Regions from separate parts of the Homo sapiens genome. Here all the other regions are linked to region 1. The links are chromatin loops, found by intact Hi-C in ENCODE. Cell type or tissue: mammary epithelial cell. All regions are shown on one strand. Each heading gives the region's core, and the rest is flanking DNA. Links, peaks and the distances in the headings are about the cores only.

What was found. Peaks named below come from ENCODE experiments on the same cell type or tissue, not always from the same donor. Only the 100,000 strongest peaks of a DNase experiment are listed, where the experiment ranks them.
Region 2: it touches region 1 in a loop (23-fold over the local background); 7 of 110 quality-filtered maps call a loop at or near these places.
Region 3: it touches region 1 in a loop (12-fold over the local background); 9 of 110 quality-filtered maps call a loop at or near these places.

What each region holds. Positions count from the first base shown.
Region 1 is chr4:189,119,749-189,127,655 of GRCh38, reverse strand. LOC105377613 (a long non-coding RNA gene) reads left to right here and starts at 1,481. Exons shown (of 4, transcript XR_001741964.1): 1 at 1,481-1,546; 2 at 2,508-2,616; 3 at 3,274-3,417. In mammary epithelial cell, for the core only: a CTCF peak has its summit at 3,299 (motif pointing right); no DNase peak of the experiment used is centred there.
Region 2 is chr4:188,778,223-188,786,129 of GRCh38, reverse strand. It overlaps LINC02508 (long intergenic non-protein coding RNA 2508), which reads right to left. Exons shown (of 3, transcript NR_149102.1): 2 at 2,119-2,217; 3 at 619-834. The region is part of intron 3 of LOC101930028 (a long non-coding RNA gene); the gene reads left to right. Among named protein-coding and RNA genes, the nearest start is that of LINC02508, 5.5 kb to the right of the region's middle. RefSeq lists an enhancer at 5,099-5,268. In mammary epithelial cell, for the core only: a CTCF peak has its summit at 4,262; no DNase peak of the experiment used is centred there.
Region 3 is chr4:188,967,773-188,975,679 of GRCh38, reverse strand. No RefSeq gene overlaps it. Among named protein-coding and RNA genes, the nearest start is that of LINC02508, 200 kb to the right of the region's middle. In mammary epithelial cell, for the core only: a CTCF peak has its summit at 4,376 (motif pointing left); no DNase peak of the experiment used is centred there.

The DNA.
Region 1 (7,907 bases), core at 1,065-6,064:
GGCAGAAAAGAGAGAATCAAGAAGATTTTGAAATAATATGATAGAGAACCCAGAAATAAGGCTGCACACCTACAACTATGATCTTCAACAAAGCTGACAGAAACAAGCAATGGGGGAAAAATTCCCTATTCAATAAATCATGCTGGGATAACTGGGTAGTCATATGCAAAAGATTGAAACTAGACCCCTTCCTTATACCATATGCAAAAATTAACTCAAGATGGATGAAAGACTTAAAAATAAAACCCAAAAGTATAAAAACACTGGAAGACAACCTAGGCAATACCATTTTGGACATAGGAATGGGCAAAGATTTCATGACAAAGACACTAAAAGCAATTGCAACAAAAGCAAAAATGACAAGTGGGATTTAATTAAACTTGTTAGCTTCTGCACAGCAAAGGAAACTATGAACATAGTGAGCAGACATCCTACAGAATGGAAGAAAAATTTTGTAAAATATGCCTCTGATAAAAACCTAATATCTGGCATTTATAAGGAACTTAAACAAATTTACAAAAAACACCCCCCAGCAACTCCATTAAAAAGTGAGCAAAGGACATGAACTGACACTTTTCAAAAGGAGGCATATATATGGCCAACAATCATATGAAAATAAGCTCAAAATCACCAATCGTGAGAGTCATGCAAATCAAAACCACAATGAGATACCATTTAACACCAGTCAGAATGGCTGTTTGATATGGTTTGGCTCTGTGTCCCCACCTAAATCTCATGGCAAGTTGTAACCCTCAGTGTTGGGGGAGGGGCCTGGTGGGAGGTGATTGGATCATGGGGGTGGACTCCTCCTCCCTGTTCTCATGACAGTGAGTGAGTTCTCATGAGATCTGGTTGTTTGTATCACTTCCCCCTTCACTCTCTCTCTCTCCAGCTTCACCAGGTGAAGGTGTGTCTGCTTCCCCTTCGCCTTCCACCATGATTGTAAGTTTCCTGAGGCCTTCCCAGCCAGGCTTCCTGTGCAGCTGGTGGAATCATTAGCCAATTAAATCTCTTTTCCTCATAAATTACCCAGTCTTAGGTAGTTCTTTATAGCAGTGAGAGAACAGACTAATATGCTATTATTAAAAAGTCAAATATAACAGAAGCTGGTGACATTGCAGAGAAAAAGGAATGCTTATACACTGTTGATGGGGGTATAAATTAGTTTAACCATTGTGGAAGATAAAGGTGATTCCTCAAAGACTTAAAAACAGAACTAACATTTGACCTAACAATCCCATTATTGGGTATACACTCAAAGTAATACACATCATTCTATAATAAAGACACATGCACACATATGTTCATTGTAACACTATTCACAATAGCAAAGACATGGAATCAACCTAAATGTTCATTAATGCTAGAATTGATAAAATAAATGTGTTACATATACACCATGGAATACTATGCAGCCATGAAAAAGAATGAGATCATCTCCTTTGCAGAAACATGGATGGAGCTGGAGGCCATTATCCTCAGCAAACTAACGCAAGAACAGAAAACTAAATACTGCCTATTCTCAATTACAAGTGGAAGATCAATGGTGAGAACTCATGGACCCAAGGAGACAAACAACAGATACTGGAGCCTATCAGAGGGTGGAGGGTGCGGAGGGAGAGTATCAGGAAAAATAACTAGTGGGTACTAGGCTTAATACCTGGGTGCTGAAATAATCTGTACAACAACCTCCCATGACACAAGTTTGCCTATGAAACAAACCTCCGCATGTCCTCCTGACCTTAAAATAAAAGTTAAATTTAAAAAATACAAATTGGAAAGAAAACATAATGTGATAGATTGCTTCACAACCATAGGATTTCCGGAAGAAATATGAATTGGAAGCATCAGTGTCTAAATGCAGTTAAGAAACTCATGCTATCAGAATCATCTCTTGGTTGTTTTCCCTCCCAGATTGTCTTTTCTCCCAGGGACTCACTGACAGTGAACAGCGATCATGCCTAGATTTACCCTGTATCTGCCCTCAAAGCTGACGTGGAGTCAAATGCCACAAATAGACTTGATCATGCAACCTTGATTCTCTTTCTGAAAAATGTAATTAGTAACCCTCCTGTCTATCATATATTTACAGAAATACTGATTAGCCTTGGTGTAAAGCTTCTAATAAACAGTAGGCATTGTTAGAAATTTAATTCATTCATAGGGTTTTTTGAGCCTAGCGATACATTTGCTGCACTGACACATAATTTATCATTTTAGAACTCTTGGTTCATGCTTTTTAATATTTGAGACATGGATATCCTTTAGCTCTGTGAGTGATACTGAGGAAGGAAAGGGCAGGATGTGCATCATGAAGAAAAACTATGATCAATTTAAAACAGGCTATCAGGGAAAACTTCACTGAGATGAATGCGTGGACAGGCCGCCCAGTTATCAAAACAATTATTGAAGAAATCATTTCTATTGTTCTAAGAGGTAATGTGTGCCTCAGCTCTTCCATCCACTCAGTTTTTACCAAATCTTTTTTTTTTTTTTTTTTGTTCTAGGCCCACCCTCTTCCCGGATCAACAGGGTCCAAGAGCAGGAAAGTGGAATTGAATACCTGGACTAAGACCAAAGAATGCCGCAGTGCGAGTTGGGGGGGATAAATTCCAGGTATTTCTTCTCACTTCCAAATGTAACTGAATCTCTTTTATCTGGAAATACAACCTGAGATCATAGGAAAGAGGAATCAGGCCAAAGCCACTTTTTGGCATTGGTACGTCAGAAATACCATAGGCACAGCTTTTCCACAGGGTGGTATTTCTTGTTTGGACATCTTGCTGATCCACTGAAAACATGCATTTGTGAGAAATGCATGGGAACCATTTCTTTTTTATAAATAAGGAAATACTTTAGTAGAGGGTTAGTATTGGATTCTTACTTTGTGTATTTTCTTTTAGCAATAACACCTTTTTCCTTTCTTTGCTATGTTAGGAGAGAAAGAAGACTCCTGTTTATTGTACAAACACAGTTGCTTTTACATTTCAGTGTGCTGCTCTTAGAAAACAAACCAGAAAGCCACACATATTATTTCTACATGGTTTCCTACCCTGTGGGAAATCAGTGTTTTGAAACTTCAGCATATTATGCATAAATAAACATACCTCATTGGTCTCACATATTTTGGATAAATGATTTAATAAGAGAGTAAAGCAACAGACGAAAGCTTTGCCTCTAAAAGATTGTTCCGTTATAAGCTATTTCCCTTTGCTAAGATACTGTTTTAACAAAATATTTCTCATTTAAATTCTGGACACGCGGGTATTTTAGGTTTTGAGCTGTTGCTCTAGTCGGTCTGCGCCTGCAGATGGCAGCGCTCCTTCATCGTTGCAGCGATGTGGATTGAAATGCACTGGAGCGTCAATGGAAGGTGAATTTATGAAGTGAAATCAAACTTCAGAAATCTATTTTCAGGTATATTCTTCTAGTTTTATGAAACCATAAGCTTATGTTGTTTAAAATGCTGTTATAAATAGAAGTGAACCTCAGCCACCAGCCTGAAGGCTGTCCTTTCTGCTCTTGGGTGTGGAAGATGTCTCATGGGAGTGCATCGTCTCTTCTCAGTATGTGAAAAACAAAGTGGCCGGGCGCGGTGGCTCACACCTGTAATCCCAGCACTTTGGGAGGCCGAGGTGGGCGGATCATGAGGTCAGGAGTTTGAGACCAGCCTGGCCAATAAGGTGAAACTCCCTCTCTACTAAAAATAGAAAAATTAGCCGGGCGTGGTGGCGGGCACCTGTAGTCCGAGCTATTCAGGAGGCTGAGGCAGGAGAATCGCTTGGACCTGGGAGGTAGAGGTTGCAGTGAGCGGAGATCACACCACTGCACTCCAGCCTGGGTGACAGAGCAAGATTCTGTCTCAAAAAAAAAAAAAAGAAAAGAAAAGAAAAACAAAGTGACTGACCCACTGAGAAACATGTTCTCAGACCTCAGTTCCAGAAAATTATGAATGGCTAAGCATTACTGTAGAGTAAATCTGTTTCATTTTTCCACAGGTTGGTCTGTAGATCACATTAGGGAAAGGCTGGGCAATTCTGTCTTTATAAAATCCACACTTTCATGAGTGCCATAATAATTCTACGGACACCTTCAGTGGGGCTTGTTAGAACACTGCTGCTGATGCTCCCTAGACTTCTTTTTCAAAGAACCATTGGTTTAATCAAGAAAACAGAAATCCTTGACTGGAGAGATTTATTAAGCATTTAACATTTTTTTTTTTATAAAAAGCACTTAACTTCATTTTAAGGAGTCAAAAATACAAGAGTTGTGGAGTAGAATTTCTGTAAATTAAGTAACCAACTGGAGCTCATGAGCCTGTGCTAGATTAGCTGGGAGTAAGAGTAACTGATCATAGTTGGTGTGTGATGACACTGGGCCAGCCGCTGTGCTGAGGTGTTTGGTTGTTTTAACTCACATAAATCTACATAGCAACCCTACTATTTTCTTTCAGTTCTATGATGCTTAGTTTTTCATATTTTAACAGTTCTAAAATTAGGATATGTTCTAAAATAGATGACTTCTGACAATCCCTATCCATGAGGCAGAAACTGAGGTACTATTTGTTTGTTTGCTTTTGTTTATTATTATTATTATTATATTATTATTTCAATAGGTATTGGGGGAACAAGCGGTGTTTGGTTACATGGATAAGTTCTTTAGTGGTGATTTCCGAGATTTTGGTGCCCTCATCACCTGAGCAGTGTACACTGTACCCGGTGTGTACTCCTTAATCCCTCACCCCTCTCCCACCGTTTCCCTCAAGTCCTCAAAGTCCATTGTATCACTAGTATGCCTTTGTGTCCTGATAGCTTAGCTCCCACTTATGAGTGAGAACATACGATGTTTCCTTTCCCATTCCTGAGTTACTTCACCCAGAATAATGGTCTCCAATTCCGTCCAGGTTGTTGCGAATGCCATTATTTTGTTTCTTTTTATGGCTGAGTAGTATTCCATGATATATACACACCATATTTTCTTTATCCAGTTGTTGACTGATGGGCATTTGGGCTGGTTCCATATTTTTGCAATGTGAATTCTGCTGCTATAAACATGTGTGTACAAGTACCTTTTTTTGTATAATGGCTTCTTTCCTCTGGGTACATACCCAATAGTGGGATTGCTGGAAGAAATGGTAGATCTACTTTTAGTGCTTGAAGGAATCTCCATACTGTTTTCCATAGTGGCTGTACTAGTTTACATTCCCAGCAGCAGCGTAGAAGTGTTCCCCTTTCACCATATCCATACCAACATTTATTACTTTTTTATTTTTTGATTAAGGCCATTCTTGCAGAAGTAAGGTGGTATCTCATTGTGGTTTTGATTTGTATTTCCCTGATAATTAGAGACGTTGAGCTTTTTTTTTTTTTGAGACAGAGTCTCACTCTGTCGCCCAGGCTGGAGTGCAGTGGCGCGATCTCGGCTCACTGCAAGCTCCGCCTCCCGGGGTTCCCGCCATTCTCCTGCCTCAGCCTCCCGAGTAGCTGGGACTACAGGCGCCCGCCACCACGCCCGGCTAATTTTTTGTGTTTTTAGTAGAGACGGGGTTTCACCGTGTTAGCCAGGATGGTCTCGATCTCCTGACCTCGTGATCTGCCCGCCTCGGCCTCCCAAAGTGCTGGGTTTACAGGCCTGAGCCACCACGTGCAGCCGAGATGTTGAGGATTTTGTATATGTTTGTTAGCCAATTGTACATCCTGTTTTGAGAATTGCCTGTTCATGTCCTTAGCCCACTTTTTGATGAGGTATTAGTCCTTTATCAGAAGTATAGTTTGCAAATATTTTCTCCCACTTCGTGGGTTGTTTGTTTACTCTGCTGATTATTTACTTTGCTGTGTAGAAGCTTTTTAGTTTAAGTGCCATTTATTCATCCTTGTTTTTGTTGCATTTGCTTTTGGGTTTTTGGTGATGAAGTCTTTGCCCATGACAATGTTTAGAAGGGTTTTCCGATATTAGCTTCTCAAATTTTTATGGTTTCACATCTTAGATTTAGGTATTTAATCCATGTTGAGTTGATATTTGTATACGGTGAGAGATGAGGATCCAGTTTCATTCTACATGTGGCTGCCAATTATCCCAGCACCATTTGTTGACTAGTGTGTCCTTTCCCCGCTGTATGTTTTTGTTTGCTTTGTCAAAGATCAGTTGTTGTATTTGGCTTTATTTCAGGGTTTTCTGTTCTGTTCCATTGGTCTATGTGCCTATTTTTATACCGGTACCATGCTTTTTGCTGACTATGGCCTTATAGTACTCTTGGAAGTCAGGTAGTGTGATGCCTCCAGATTTGTTCTTTTTGCTTAGTCTTGCTTTGACTATGTGGGCTCTTTTTTCATTCCACATTAATTTTAGGATTGTTTTTCTAGCTCTGTGAAGAATGATGGTTGTATTTTGATGGGAATTGCATTGAATTTGTAGATTGCTTTTGGCAGTATGATCATTTTCACAATATTGATTCTACCCATCCATGAGCATGGGATGTGTTTCTATTTGTTTGTGTCATCTGTGATTTCTTTCAACAATGTTTTGTAGTTTTCCTTGTAGAGGTTTGTCACCTTCTTGGTTAGATATATTTCTGCATTTTTATTTTTATTTTTTGCAGCTATTGTAAAAGGAGTTGAGTTTTTTTATTTGTTTTGGTATATAACAGTGCTACTGATTTGTGTGTATTAATTTTGTATCTTGAAACTTTTCTGAATTCATTTGTCAGTTCTAGGAGCTTTTAGGAGGAGTGTTTAGGGTTTTCTAGGTATACAATCATTTTATCAGTGAACAACAACACAGCAACAGTTTGACTTCGTCTTCACTAATTTGGATGCCCTTTATTTCCTTCTCTTGTCTGATTGCTCTGGCTAGGACTTTCATTACTACATTGAATAAAAGTTGAGAAAGTGGGCATCCTTGTCTTGTTCCGTTTCTCAAGGGGAATGCTTCCAACTTTTCACTGTTCAGTATAATATTGGCTGTGTGTTTGTCATAGATGGATTTTATTATCTTGAGGTATGTCCTTTCTATGCCAATTTTGCTGAGGGATTTATTCATAAAGGGATGCCGGATTTTGTCAAATGCTTTTTTTGTATCCATTGAAATGATAATTTGATTTTTATTTTTAATTTTGTTTATGTGATGTATCACATTTATTGACTTTTGTATATTAAACCATCCCAATATCCCTCATATGAAACCCACTTGATCATGGTGGATTATCTTTTTGATATGCTGTTGGATTCAGTTAACTAGCATTTGGTTGAGGGTTTTTGAATCTCTGTTCATTAGGGATATTGGTCTGTAGTTCTCTTTTTTGTTATGTCACTCTTGGTTTTGGTGTTAGGGTGATACTGGTTTCACAGAACGATTTAGGGAGGATTCCCTCCTTTTCAATCTTTTGGAATAGTGTCAATAGGATTGGTACCAACTCTTCTATGAATGCCTGATACAATTCAGCTATAAATCCGTCTGGTCCTGGACTTTTTTTTCCTTCATAATTTTTTTTATTACCATTTTAATCTTGCTGCTTGTTATTGGTCTGTTCGGAGTTTCTATTCCTTCCTGGTTTAATCTAGGAGGGTTGCATATTTCCAGGAATTTTTCCTTCTTCTCTAGTTTTTCTCATTTGTATGCATAAAAGTGTTCATAGTACCCTTAAATGATCATCCAGCCTTAAATGATTTCTGTGGTATTGTTTGTAATATCTCCTATTTTCTTTCTAATTGAGCTTACGTGGATCTTCTCTCTTTTTTTCTTGGTTAATCTCACCAATGGTCTATCAATTTTGTTCATCTTTTCAAAGAATCAGCCTTTCATTTTATTTATCTTTTGTATTTTTTGTTTGTTTGTTTTAATTTTCTTTAGTTCTGCTCTGATCTTTGTTATTTTTTTCTTCTGCTGGGTTTGGGTTTGGTTCATTATTT
Region 2 (7,907 bases), core at 1,817-6,816, 340 kb after region 1:
GCCAGGTTAAAATTAGACTTTTAACAGAAGACTTGGTCACAGCATAATGAAAGATTAGATGATATTATCAGTGTAGTACCATATAGATTATGTTATGTCATTTTTAAACTGTGAAGTCACTTTGTAGTTAAGTGGATTTTAAAGCAAACAAAACGGCCAAAAATATTTCTATAATGTCTTACCAAGTAAATGACGTCTAAAGACTTTGTAGTATAAATTATTTTCTGCTCATTGTCCATTTTTTTCACTCAGCCACGAATAACCTTTTATCTCTGAAGGCATTTTGCTTCCTGCCTTCGATAGCTCTTTTTCCCTTTTAACACTTGACTATCTCATGTGGCTGTGAACTACAAATTCTTCTTTTGTTCCTACAAGTCAAAGGAAGCATTATTAGATCTTTACAATATCATGAAGACTATTTTTATTTACTTTTTAATGAGAAGAGGGTAGTTAAATTGTTTTCTTAGGAGATAGTAATAAGCAGCTAAGAGTTCTATTGAGAGTCTCTCAGAGTTTCATAACTATTTCAATCATGTGGACTCTATTTTAAATGAAATATATGCTTAAACGCTATTTGTAAATTACTAAAGTGTGTAGGTGGAAAGAGTTAAGTTAGCCTAAGTTTTAATGATATATTTTACTAGAAATGTTCTGCAACTGTTTTCATCCTAATGTTTTTTGAAGAGGATATTGTGAGAGCCCTCTGCCTCTAAATGTATATTACCCTGGTTTGCTTCCATCCGCCTACATATAAACCACAGATTATTTTCCAGTACATGCAGGTCATCTTTATCTGATACTTCTCAGCTTCTCTGTCCAAGAAAAGTCCCTGCCCTGTATAGGAAATAACAAAATAAATGATGTAAGATGAAAGAAGGTGTGTGGCTCTACATCCTTTGAGATGGATGTACCTGAACATGGACAATAAGCATCCAGATACTGGCCTGAGGAGCAGATGTTGTGGTCACTGAATTTCAAATATTTCATTTGCTAAACACCAGGCTATGGGGGACAGACATACTTGCTGACAAGATTTTGTCTTTGTGAGAATTATAGTTTTCACTGTGCATTAATCAATTCATCTTGGTTCTCGCTGTGCAGGGGCCAAGGGTTGGTTTCTTGAATTAGGAAGTGTTAGTCGCTCTAAGGCTGACCACGTGGGGCCCTAGGGGAAAGCTCCCTGTAGGCTTCCAATGGAAAGGGTGTGGATCACCAGCTTTCTCAGCTTTCTCACTATTGTCTCTTGTAGTCTGTGCATTCTTACAGCCATTGCTGGAGAAAAAAATTAAGCTCATACTAAAGAGTCATATATACATATATCTCAAAAGCATATCTTTGAGTATGAAGAAGACAGTGAATTATTTATTCACAGAAATAATATCTAAAGGGACCCTTTGCAAAGGGACAACTTCAATAAAAAGAAAATCATGCTTCTGTAAGTTGACTGATTGTGACAGCATTCTCTAGAACACATAATAATTAGCTGTGTGTTTCTTACAGAGGTGATTGTCTTATTGCTTTTTAAAACACGTGCTAATGCTTTAATGTTTTGTTTTCAGTAACAGTTTCACAATACTTGAACATTCCCCCAAAAAGAAATTTTTATAAATCTGTCATTTGGTGAAATTTTATGTCTTCAAGTCTTCCAAAGTTAACAAGTAGCAATTTTCTTTGCTTAGACTATTTTCAATACTTAAATTTTTAAATATTCTGCTGCAGAACAGGTATGAATTTAGAAAGCCATAATAAGCAATTCAGCTTGTAATCTTAAAATATCGTTCACTCAACGAGATATTATTTAATCTAGTTCTACGAGTACAAAATACTAACTTTAAAAATGTACTTCTGGTGAAAGTAGTCAGAGTTCTTTTACAGAGAAAATAATGTATTTGTAGAGGTAATAATCCTGGTTCTCAACGACAGATTTTCCTATAATAAGCATTGAGCTAAATGCCATTGTAAAATTAATTATAGATGAGTGCAAATTAATAACATGTATAATGCTGGTCACAAGTCATCTTGATGTCTGTTACTAATTGCAAATCACTGTTACTTGTAAAATTAGAAGTTAAATGCTAGCGATTTTGCTCTAATTGGGAAGATCCAAAGGGCTCTTGCCTGAATGCAGCGCATGTCTGAAGCGTTCAGATGGAAGCTGGTTGTGCAGGCACGCTGCCTCAGGGCATGTGTTCGGGAGCAGTGGGACTCCGGCAAGGACTACAAGATACAAATTGCAAAGCATAGACATATGTAGGGAATTGAAACTGAGTGCTCATGAGGCAGAAGTTAGACAAACATTCACGGGCAAAGTTACAAAAAAGAGTTAAACACAAAAACATACTCTAGAAATCTTGGTAATCAAAACCAGATCTGAACCCATGCCATTTATTTGATGCCAATTCTACCACACTTACAATTGAGCTCATGTAAACTAGACATATGGAAATTGCTCATTTAGCCAAGGAACTTGATGTAAATGATGTTAACATTGCTGCCAGAGCTGTGTGGTTTTTAACCCAATTGAGGTTGTGTTTGTTGTCTTATTTCTGCAACTCTAACAAAATAGAACAAATTTTATTTCACTTTTTTTAATAGAACTATGTAGAGGAATGGTCATTCCTCAACTCCCATGACTGGGATTCAAGGAGAGCTGTTCTCAGTCATCTGCATGTGTTTGACTTTCCTGATTGATGACTGCCTTATCTCCATCCCCTGGGAACAGTTCTAAAATATGAACTGAAAGTCAGGGGTCAGTGGATGCTGCGTCTGTGAGACACAACTTCAGAGGTGACTAAACTCTCCCTAGAGCTGCCCTCCTCGAAGATCTTTGTCCTCGGAAATTGTCAGGGGAATCTCAATTTGGCAGCACCAGATGTCCCAGAGTCTAGGGAGTCATCAGGCACTAACTTGGGTTTTTTTAAAGTTTGAATCACAGTTGATTCGGAAAATGATGGAAAGCTGTCAACTAAAGGAAGGTCTGTCGCTCTTTTTATTTTTGCATTGTCTTCAGAGGGAGGCCTTCCTAGAATCCTGACTAGAATTAACTAGATCTGAAAGGAAGGCACGATTTGAAGAGGAGAGGTTTCTACCTAAGCCTTGATGACAAGAGTTCTGAGGATGCTGTGGGCCTGGAGAGAAAACTCAAGCTAAACCAAGTAACTCAGTTTAAATGTAGTTCAGGAGTGATTTGCAGTGACATTGCTTCCTCATATCCTGAGTGTGCCAGTTGGGAAGGCATTCTAGATTTTTAAAGTATATAGCAAATTTCCATGACTTTCCAAACAGTCCCAATTCCCTTTGAGAGAGAAAAACAAACGCTGTTTTGTATTAGAGTGGTTCTCTACCTATCTTCACAGCAAAGGGTCTTAGAACCTTAGAAGATTTGATAATATTTGAAAAATGGAGTCAGAAATTTCTATTGAAGTATTACTATAATTTTGTAGCTCTCTGTGAACCCCACAGGAAATGGGGAATTTGTAACACGTATAACCAGACTAAACAGCCAAGAAGTTTTAGTTTAGACACTGTCCAGGAGAGCTGTTGTGGGGCTTGCAAAGACGAGGGAGATGCAGACCCTGCCTTGGACTTCCTCCTCTGGGAGAAACAGGAAAGGGCCTGGGGTCCATGAAAAGGGCCTCACAGGAGCCAGAGGAGGACATGGACGTGGTCATATTGTCTGCAGAGAGTGTTTGGAAGCCGTGAGCAGATCCTGTGGTTTCAGTAGCTCCCATTTCCTGGACTAGCAGGGGGAAAAAGATGAAGAGATCAATAATAGGTTTGATAAAAGTCCAAATATGCCTTAATAAGAAATTGTCTCTCATGGAGTATACTTCATTAAAGAAAGAAATTTAGAATACCTGCTTTTTTTTTGTTCAGACAATCAGATCAAACAGAGAACATCCACTTTGGTTAGATTATGTGCTGTCATGCAAAGCAATTTACCATAGACATGTACAAAAGAAAAGCTTTTTGTGTGTCTGACAAGAAGTGTATTAGGCTATTTTTTTCTTTCAAACAATGCTTATTACTTTACTGGTCATGGTTTATTGAAACTGTATTAGGGATACTGCAAGTGAAATAGTTCACAAGGTATGTAGCACTTAGTAAATATTCAGGATGCTTTGATTTTACTCTATTATTGGGATGAGCTAGAGGAGGGGGCTGGAGAAGGGGAAATAGGAAAAAGAGAAGAGTGGAAAAGGTCAAGGTTCTTCGTGGCTGTAAAATATTTCCTGTGCTGATCCTTTCCTTCGAGCTGAGAGCTGACCCCTGGCTGTCATGCGTGGACTGGCAGCCTCTTCACTCTCAGCCTTGAGGCCTCCTCTTGAGAGTCAGAAGCTTCTAATTCACAAGTCTGAAACACAGGCTTAGGGCTAATGCACTGATGGTGCAACTGGCTCCTAGAAAATATATCTATAAATTGCATTTTGTATATAATTACATATCAAATTTGTAACTTCTAACTGCTCACTTTTCAAAAAAAAAATGTCATATCCTCTCTGGTTTTTTATTTTATTATTTTTTTTTTGACAGAGTCTCACTCTGTCGCCCAGGCTGGAGTGCAGTGGTGTGATCTCGGCTCACTGCAAGCTCCACCTCCTGGGTTCAAGCAAATCTCCTGCCTCAGACTCCCAAGTAGCTGGGACTAAAGGTGCCCGCCACCACGCCCAGCTAATTTTTTGTATTTTTAGTTGAGATGGGGTTTCACCATGTTAGCCAGGATGGTCTTGATATCCTGACCTCGTGATCCGCCCGCCTCGGCCTCCCAAAGTGCTGATATTACAGGTGTGAGCCACTGCACACCGCCCGCCGTCCTGTTTTTAATATAAGTATTTTCATTACTATACTCTGGAGTACCTGGAATATAGATTCTAGTTTTTCCACAGGCTTTTCAACAGACTGAAGAATTGAAAGATTTTACACTCATATTGTTATTTATTTGAATATGCACAAGAAACAGTGAGTTTTCGTTCTCATAGTGTGATGTGAACGTATAAATACTGGCTGATTTACTTGATATTACTATTTTTAATTCTCCTTAAAATATCTTGGAGATTTTTCTCTTCTGATGTTATAATGATATTAATTTATGGCAAAAACATTTTTTCAGTATTGCTTTACTGAATATAAACAACAAAATTTTAAAGACCAATAAATACAAGTAAAAGCCCCCTTTTCTAATTCCGTAAGGCACGTAGCAGGCATTGTCCTTGACCACACTGAGTCACAGCACTGTGTCCTCTTGTGGGTAGTCACATCTGATACTGAACCACAGCACTGCGGTCTCTCATGGGTAGTTAAACCCGGGTGTCCAGTCAAATAAACACGTTTATTTTTAATAACATTACTTTTCAGGGAGCTGTAAATAAGACAGAAACATTTTCTTTAAAAATTTTAGAAGAAGGGGCAGGTGTATGTGAACATGTATGCTTTTACAACTTGCAAAAAAAAACTATATGGAATTTTTTTTCACTACTGTAGAAGTAAAAGTATCCTAGATTTGGGTGGTGATACAGTTTCATCCCCATCCTGAAAAAAGTAGAACTTTTGAAAGAAAAATATGCATCCCATAGACCTCAAATGTAAAGTTGGTGTTTAATAATACATGCAATTTCTCTACTATTAAAGTTTGATATCTGGAGCTAATACGCTCATTCCTGAAGGATTATTTTCCCAAAACACATTGGGGCCAGTGTTCGGTTCTGTGTGTAAGGGTCCGTCCATAGTGTGTTTCTCGCAATTCCATCCAGTCACCTAGTTAACAGACCAGACGGTTTCTGAGGCAACTATTCTTTCCCTTAAATGAAACATGTACCACTATTTTACAAGCTCTTATCAGATACTATGGGATGTGATTTGCTTCAAGCTGTGAGGCAAATCTGGCAATCCAGTTAAAATCAACATGAAAGTTTGTAAAACAATTTGTGGTCAGCAGTGAAAAGTGCTGGGTTGATCTCTAAATGAGTAAAAATGTTACCCATGAGGGCAAGAAGTACAGGATAACGTACAGATAATGTTCTGTTTTTTTTTTTTTTTTTTTTTTTTTTTGCATCTGCCAGCGGGTGCAATTTTAAATAAATTAACCCAGCACTCCCATGAATGCCACGGGTATTGCAGAACTTGTATTTCTAATTTTCATTCATTAGCTCACCTTTCTTAGCTTTGTTTTTATAATACATAACTTGGCCAAGATATTATTAGGTTTTAGTTTCTTAAAATGTATTTGTTTTTAGACCATCCTCACTAGGTGAAGAATGTTGTCTCTCAGTCTCCAGGCTGGGCCCCACACACACACCCAGAACGTATGTGAGCCTCTGAGGAGCAATGAGTACACCACTGTGACTCGTTACTGAGTTGGCCTACTCACTGCTTCTTTAAAATTGCCCTTGACTTTCGGAACAACATTCTTTTAAAGTCAGCTATTTATTTTCCACAGGGCTGGTGTGTGCTACTGTATATTTTAGCTTCCATCTTTTCATCATTTACTCACAAGGCAACCCATCATCTAAAATAATACAATTAAGCAAAGGCTCAGCCAAAGAGTGAATATCCCTGTATGGGAACGCTGGAAAACTGGCCAGCAAGATTTCCCCAGAGGTGTGCATAGCTCACTTGAATTCTAAAAGTGTTTCAGCTAAATTACATAGGTGCCAACGTTAAGGTGAAAAAATAAGATCTTACACAATGATATATTTTAAATCTATATCATATGGATTCCTCATGTTAGCACAAATAAGATGTTACTTGTCATCGCTAAAGAACAGAGGTGACAACAATAACAAGTACTTTTATATTTATACTTGTGAAGCTTTAATTAAATTCTAAAAATTAAAGCTAAGATCTCATTCCCATGAGAGATCCAGTCATAGCATAAGGATGCCAAGTGTTACCCTATCCCGATTAACTTTACCAACAGAATTTGAGGAATCCAGGCTTAATATATTTTAACCACGATTCTCTGCTGAATGAACCTGGTTGAGCTGTTTCTACTTCTCCGAGGCTTGGTTCGATGTCTTTGGCAAATAGCCCACTCCTGTAGCTGTGCCAGTTGGAATGTAAAAGTTAAGCCCATTGGCCTTTTTGCTGACCTGTTATTAAAGCATTTGATGTAAGTTTCAGCCACTTCACACACTGTCATCCAGCCCTTAAGGAGTATTGAGGTAATCTTTTACAAAAATGAAGTAACAGGAGATGTCTTTTCATGCATAATACATTATGCTGGACCTTGCAGACTTCAACCCAGGATATCTCAGCCACTGATAGGTGCCAATGACAGAACTCGAAGATACTACCTCAGTCTACAGCACACGCTGCTTATATCTTTTCACTTTGTAGCTGGAAGTAGCCTTTTCCAATGGCTCCAAAGTCTGCTGATTTGCAAGCCACACTTGCAGGTGAATGCTGCAGCTTGTCTCAAGTCCTAGGGACTTGCCTCCCAAATGTAATCTTAAATAAAACATGAATCAAATTTTGTAAAGAGTTTATAAAGCAGCCCAGCCAAGTTAGCACAACTTAGTTTTAAGAGGCATTCCAATACTTACATGGTGCTTGTGGAAAAAAATCAATGTGACTTAAAGTCAGAAACCAACCGCACCATTTCTCACTGTTCTTTCCCATCGAATTCTTCACACCTGTTTGTTCAGTTTGGTTTCGGTTGTTCGGTTTCTTTTGAACTTCTGTTGTAGCATATTGTTTGCTCAGCATACTATTATTTTTCATTTTTCAGGAACTTACCTTAAATAGACATCTTTTTAATAAGCATTGTATATATATGATGGTCCCAATATATGTTGGTCTAGTCCAATATTATCCCAAATGTCATATTATGGATTAAATCAGTTTCCCTGGATTGACCAGTACACTAAGCCATCATGTATGACATTGTTTCTTAAGGAAAACCTGCCGTG
Region 3 (7,907 bases), core at 1,817-6,816, 150 kb after region 1:
GTATCTAAGACTAAAATTGCTTTTTGTGTCTCAAGGCCTCATCTAAAACCAAAATATGTGCCCACTTATGTTAAGGGAGTGCTGTGAGCCTGACTCTTCACATGACCGCAGGCTCTGTTAGTTTATGTACCTGAGAAGCGATTATGCGAATCGGAGTCATTCCTGTCACAGCCAAGGAATCAGAGTGAAGGGGTTTTGGTAAAAAGCAGGACACACAGCGCCCGCTCCAGGAACTGTCTTGAAAGCTCAGCTACCAGAAGAGCAGTTAGAACCTTCAGACCAGTTTTGCCTGGAGGCTGCCCAGATGACTTGGCCTGACTCTAAGAATGTCCAGGTGAAACGGTGCCCGCCATCACTCCCCGCCCTGTAGGGACATCATTCCCCCCCCTGTGGGGACATCATTCCCCGCCTGTAGGGACATCATTCCCCGCCCTGTGGGGACATCATTCCCCGCCCTGTGGGGACATCACTCCCCGCCCTGTGGGGACATCATTCCCCCCCCTGTGGGGACATCATTCCCCGCCTGTAGGGACATCATTCCCCGCCCTGTGGGGACATCATTCCCCGCCCTGTGGGGACATCATTCCCCGCCCTGTGGGGACATCACTCCCCGCCCTGTGGGGACATCACTCCCCGCCCTGTGGGGACATCATTCCCCCCCCTGTGGGGACATCACTCCCCGCCCTGTGGGGACATCATTCCCCGCCCTGTGGGGACATCATTCCCCGCCCTGTGGGGACATCATTCCCCGCCTGTAGGGACATCATTCCCCGCCCTGTGGGGACATCATTCCCCCCCCTGTGGGGACATCACTCCCCGCCCTGTGGGGACATCACTCCCCGCCCTGTGGGGACATCATTCCCCACCCTGTGGGGACATCATTCCCCGCCCTGTGGGGACATCATTCCCCGCCTGTAGGGACATCATTCCCCGCCCTGTAGGGACATCATTCCCCGCCCTGTAGGGATATCATTCCCCGCCTGTAGGGACATCATTCCCCGCCCTGTGGGGACATCATTCCCCGCCCTGTGGGGACATCATTCCCCACCTGTAGGGACATCATTCCCTGCCCTGTGGGGACATCATTCCCCGCCTGTAGGGACATCATTCCCCGCCCTGTGGGGACATCATTCCCCGCCCTGTAGGGCTTCACTCCCCGCCCTGTGGGGACATCATTCCCCGCCCTGTAGGGACATCATTCCCCGCCCTGTGGGGACATCATTCCCCGCCTGTGGGGACATCATTCCCCGCCCTGTAGGGACATCATTCCCCGCCCTGTGGGGACATCATTCCCCGCCCTGTGGGGACATCATTCCCCGCCCTGTAGGGACATCATTCCCCGCCCTGTAGGGACATCATTCCCCGCCTGTAGGGACATCATTCCCCGCCCTGTGGGGACATCATTCCCCACCTGTAGGGACATCATTCCCCGCCCTGTGGGGACATCATTCCCCGCCCTGTGGGGACATCACTCCCCGCCCTGTGGGGACATCATTCCCCGCCCTGTAGGGGCTTCACTCCCCGCCCTGTGGGGACATCACTCCCCGCCCTGTGGGGACATCATTCCCCGCCCTGTGGGGACATCATTCCCCGCCTGTGGGGACATCATTCCCCGCCCTGTGGGGACATCATTCCCCGCCCTGTGGGGACATCATTCCCCGCCCTGTAGGGACATCATTCCCCGCCCTGTAGGGACATCATTCCCCGCCCTGTGGGGACATCATTCCCCACCTGTAGGGACATCATTCCCCGCCCTGTGGGGACATCATTCCCCGCCCTGTGGGGACATCACTCCCCGCCCTGTGGGGACATCATTCCCCGCCCTGTAGGGCTTCACTCCCCGCCCTGTGGGGACATCATTCCCCGCCCTGTGGGGACATCATTCCCCGCCTGTAGGGACATCATTCCCCGCCCTGTGGGGACATCATTCCCCGCCCTGTGGGGACATCATTCCCCGCCCTGTGGGGACATCATTCCCCGCCCTGTGGGGACATCATTCCCCGCCCTGTGGGGACATCACTCCCCGCCCTGTGGGGACATCATTCCCCGCCCTGTAGGGGCTTCACTCCCCGCCCTGTGGGGACATCACTCCCCGCCCTGCAGGGCTTGCCAGCTCCCGACAGGCTTCACTAGCACCAGTGAACTCACTTTGAAAACAATTTACATCACATTTCTCCTTCCCAATAAAACTCCAACCTCTTCCTTTGTTCTTAGGGCATACGGGACCACCGTGGTCTGTGCGTACACCCTGGAATGCAGTTCTGTTTTTATATATATTCTCAAGGAAAACCGTTTGCTCAGAGATTCGTCGCTATCTTTTATTTCACTGCGACAGTGTGAAGCTATTCTGAGGGTAAAGTAGGCCTCGGGTAGCACCATTAGCCCTTAGGGGCCATTCCAGCCAGTATATGAAAGTGCTGGTGCATGGGCTGGCCTTTTAGCTGTGGGTGGGGGCTGCTGAAGTCTCCTCGGATTACAGTCAAGTACCAACTTTAGACCATAACTAAAGGGTAATAGATTATTGCTGTAATATTGTTCAACTCACTGCTAGAGAAAGATCTTTAAAAGGTCGAGTGACTCTGGCACTTTGTATAAACCTTCAAGGGTGTATTCTGTAAAAAAAAGCTTTGAAATTACCAATTTCTTTTCTCCCTTGATCATTTTTCCCCCCACAACATAAAAAGAGGTGAAGTAGGAATTAAGAGTTGTACCTGAAACCAATGGGAATCAAATTTAGAGGTGTATTTGTGGTATTAGAATTCCTTGAATTCTACCCTCATTTAATTTGAAACAGCATTTGCTCTCTTGGTTTCCTATTGTTTCTTTTTTCCCCTATGCATTTAAAATTTCATTGGTTCTCAGTTTAGCTCACCCTACAAAGCAATATATTAAAGTTAAATCTGTGTTCTTTACAATGACTGTAATTTTGTAGAAAATGCCTTGTATAAAAAAGTTATTTTAGGCCGGGCGCAGTGGCTCACGCCTGTAATCCCAGCACTCTGGGAGGCCGAGGCAGGCAGATCACGAGGACAGGAGATCGAGACCATTCTGGCTAATATGGTGAAACCCTGTCTCTACTAAAATACTAAAAATACAAAAATTAGCCAGGTGTTGTGGCAGGTGCCTGTAGTCCCAGTTACTCGGGAGGCTGAGACAGGAGAATGGTGTGAACCCGGGAGGTGGAACTTGCAGTGAGCCAAGTTTGTGCCACTGCACTTCAGCCTGGATGACAGAGCGAGACTCCGTCTCAAAAAAAAAAAAAAAGTTATTTTAAATGATATTTGCTAGTGAGCTTTCTCTCATTTTTGTTCATTTATAGATGGAATTAAATCTTTACTCAGAAGGGAAGAAAATGCTTGTCATACTTACAGCAAAACGAAGACACTTGGGGGTCTATGTAGAAATGTAGTGTCTGTGTATTAGTCCGTTTCCACACTGCTGATAGAGACATACCAGAGACTGGGCAATTTACAAAGGAAAGAGGTATCAGGGAGAACTCACAGTTCCATGTGGCTGGGAAAGCCTCACAATCATGGCAGAAGGCAAGGAGGAGCAAGTCACATCTTATGTGGATGGCGGCAGCCAAAGAGAGAGAGAGCTTGTGCAGGGAAACTCCCCTTTTTAAAACCATCAGATCTCATGAGACTTAATCACTATCATGAGAACAGCAAAGGAAAGACCTGCCTCCATGATTCAGTTACCTCCTACCAGGCCCCTCTCACAACATGCGGAAATTCAAGGTGAGATTTGGGTGGGGACACAGACAAACCGTATCAGTGTGCCATTTAAACAAAAGCTAGGGCAGGTGTGGTGGCTCACACCTGTAATCCCAGCACTTTGGGAGGTCAAGTTGGGCGGATCACCTGAAGTCAGGAGTTTGAGACCAGCCTGGCTAACATGGTGAAACCCCATCTCTGCAAAAATACAACAATTAGCTGGGCGTGGTCGTGGGTGCCTGTAATCCCAGCTACTTGGGAGGCTGAGGCAGGAGAATCACTTGAAACTGGGAGGCGGAGATTGCCGTGAGCTGAGATCATGCTGCTGCACTCCAGCCTGAGCAACAGAGCAAGACTCTGTCTCAAAAAAAAAAAAAAAAAAAAAAAAGAGAGAGAGAGAAGCTACAATGTTTGTTTCTTGCTGGGTACATCATCAGTCAATGAGGATTTGTCTTGGAAATGGCTGCAGGTGGAAACACCTAATGGCAAGCCAAGGACAGTACTGCACACACACTCAGTAAGCATTTAGGAAGTGTTTGCTGATAACAGTGACTAGCGGAAGGCACTGCCACTCAATGTATGTTCAAAGTGATTTCTAATGATGCACGGGCCAAATCATTGCTGATGAATTATGTGATAACAGCACTGCCACCTGTAGGCAGGCCTTAAAACCAACACAGTTTATTATCAGCCTCCAGGCCAATCACAGAAATTATCTTGTTTTCTTTTACAATGATTTAAAAATGTGTGTAAGCATTGCAGCTATTTGAATGCCCCCCCTTTTTTTTCTACAAAAGTCTCACTTCGTCTCTCTTCCTGATGTAGATCTTTAACTGACTGAAACTTTCTTTAGTTCAATTAAGTACAGACTTTTTATTATTTGACTTAAGATCTTTTGACTTTATACAGTGCAAAAGCGATCAACACTCGGTAGTCACCATGCTTCGAGCACCCATGCAACCATCTTCTTTTTCACTTTCAGTACAGTATTCAAAACATTACGTAAGATAGTCAACACTTTATTACAAAATAAGCTTTCCGTTAGGTGACTTTGCCCAGCAGAAGGCTAATGTGAGTGCTCTGAGCACATTTAAGGTAGGCTAGGCCAAGCTATGGTATTCGGTAGGTTAGGTGTATTAAATGCATTAAATGCATTTTTGACTTATGATAATTTCAAGGTATGATGGGTTCATCAGGGTCATAACTGTATTGTAAATTGAGGAGCATCTGGACTCAATCATCCCAGGACTACTTTAATAGGATGTAATTTGTAAAGACACCAGAAATAGAGCTAGAATGGCTTCAGAAAAATCCTTTATCTGGAGAGTCAAGTTAAGACCAGTTTCCTCACTATTATACCTGAAAGACAAATATTTAGTCAACTTGGAAGTTTTCCATTCAAACATTCCGTAACCAGGTTGGTATCTATGCACATCCATGCGTGGACGCAGTGGTGAACTCAGGCTCTACTTAGGAAATGCTGGTTTGGGCAAAAATAACTCGGGGATTCTGCCTTGTTGGTCATGATGATGTTCTCTTGAGAGTTTAACTCTATTACATTGTAGATGCTGGATCACAAGGTAAGTGGGTTGAGGGAATACTGACTTCCAATTAAAGCAGTGCGACAATTTCATTGTAACGTACATGACAACTGACCAGGCAGAAGACAGTGACAAAGGGGACTCTTTAATGATGAAAATCATCCAGGAAAATGGCGTGATTATAGGCATATGAGGGCCTAGAATGCATTTTAAATTGTTTCCAATTTATAAGAGTGATTTTAAGGAACTGAGAGAGCCACATAGAACCAAGAAGAAAAAATAAGAGTCATTCAGAAGAGAAGCAGCAGCACAAAGGAAAGTCAGGTTTGCTGAGATTAAATCTATCCTTTGAGATATGAAACTCTCATTCTACAATACTAAAACATTGCATAATAATATTTTCTTTTAAACAGTACATTTAGCCATATAAATTGATTTGAAAACACAAACCCAGTCACTAAATGCCCAGGAATTATTTGCTAGAGATTTACAAGTAGAAAAGAAGCCGTCCAACTCACAGGGGTGTGGGATCAGCTACACCTATTTGTTTGCTTCCAAGACAGCTTGACATTCCTTCAGATTTGATCTAACCGGGTCAACCAAGTGGGCTGGAAATATTGCTGATGTACATGGAACGCTTGCCGGTTGGGCTGCTCTTATCAGCTCGGTGTAAAGTGGACTAAAGAAGCAGAGATTTTAGAAGAAACGCTTTGTGAGATTCCAATTTTGAAGCTATTGTCTCTGTACTGCGAGGAGTAACACAAATAAAAATCTGAAACTGGATGGCATAAGAGAAGGAAGTGTGTTCCTTGGAAATACCATGCAGATTTTTGACTAGGTCCTAGGAGGACAGAGCTAGAAAAAGAAATTACTTTTTATATGCAATATATTTAGCTGAAGCCCTGGGGTGAAATGAAAGGCTCATGATGAATAGATACTTTGGGACAACTCAGAGGTCCCTTGGCTTTAAAATTCCTGGATACTGTATTTAACCTTTAGAACTCTCCAAAAGCATACTGCATGCAAGTTGCTCCCTTGAAAATTCCCATTTTGAAAATAAAATCTAGAATTACAGAGCAAATTATGACCCAGTGCCTGTGTCCAAAACACATGTATGTGGCCTTTGAACAGTGGTTACAGCTGGGAAAGGTCTGCTGACAGAAAGTGGAGGTAGTGAACTGTGGGACTGCACTTGAAAACATGTTTTTCTTTCAAATTGGTGAATATACCCTTTAATACTGAGGTGTGTTAAAGCGGCTTATTTCCTAATCATTGCCCATATTTCCTGCTGGCATATATTTATTTTCTCAATGCAAATTTCTATTGCAGAAGTCCTTTTTGATTTAGAAGTTGGTTTTGCCAAATCAATATATTTGTTCTCCAAGAAGACGGATGTTAGGTGAGTTTGAGCACTTGTGAGAAACACTGCGAAACTTGATTTATATTTGAGCAAAGAGATGGCCTGTGACAAGGGCCAAAGATACTGAGCAAGCGAGAGAAACAAAATGAGTCTTTCGTCCAACCTCCTTCTTTGACAAGTGGGGAAACAGAGGTTTAGATTTTTATTCCAGCTCATTTAGCTTGGGAGTTTATAGAAGAGAACCTAAGCTCCTTTTACTCCGTTCAGTTCCATTGCTAGGAAATCTACGTATGGTTTACCTGGGTTGCTTTGTCATTGTTTAACTGGAAAGAACAATTATAATCAAACCATTATTGTTGACCTATCCTAAAGGTGACATGGTTTTCCTGACTTTTTTCAAATCTTAAATTAAAGCATACATTATTAAGTATCCATAAATTATAGAAATCTCAATTCTCAATCATCCCAGATTATCCACTGGGGTGTGAGACTCCAAATTAGGGGCATATAATTGGTGGTAAAATGTTATATTCCAACAGCTTTTCATGTGTCAACTGAGACAAATGAAATGTAAATAAAACATTATTAAAAAACAGGTAAACAGAAAGCAACCTAAGTGTCCATCCATGGATGAATGGATAAACAGAATGTAATGTATACATGCAATGGATATTATCCTGTCTTAAAAAGGAGGAAATTCTGGCCGGGCGCGGAGGCTCATGCCTGTAATCCCAGCACTTTGGGAGGCCGAGGCGGGCGGATCACGAGGTCAGGAGATCGAGACCATCCCGGCTAACACAGTGAAAGCCTGTCTCTACTAAAAAAATACAAAAAAAAAAATTAGCCGGGCGTGGTGGCGGGCGCCTGTAATCCCAGCTACTCAGGAGGCTGAGGCAGAAGAATGGCATGAACCCAGGAGGCGGAGCACACAGTGAGCCGAGATCGCGCCACTGCACTCCAGCCTAGGCCAGAGTGAGACTCCGTCTCAAAAAAAAAAAAAAGAGGAAATTCTGACCCACTACAACATGGATGAGCCTTAAAGACGTTGTGCTAAGTGAAATAAGCCAGTAATAAAAAGGCAAACACTGTTTCCACTTTCTTTTTCTTTTTCTTCTTTTTTTTTTTTTTTTTTTGAAACAGAGTCTCGTTCTGTCACCCAGGCTGGAGTACAATGGTGAGATCTTGGTTCACTGCAACCTCCGCCTCTCGGGTACAAGCGATTCTCCTGCCCCAGCTTCCTGAATAAGTGGGATTACGGGCACACACCACCAGGCCTAGCTAATTTTTTGT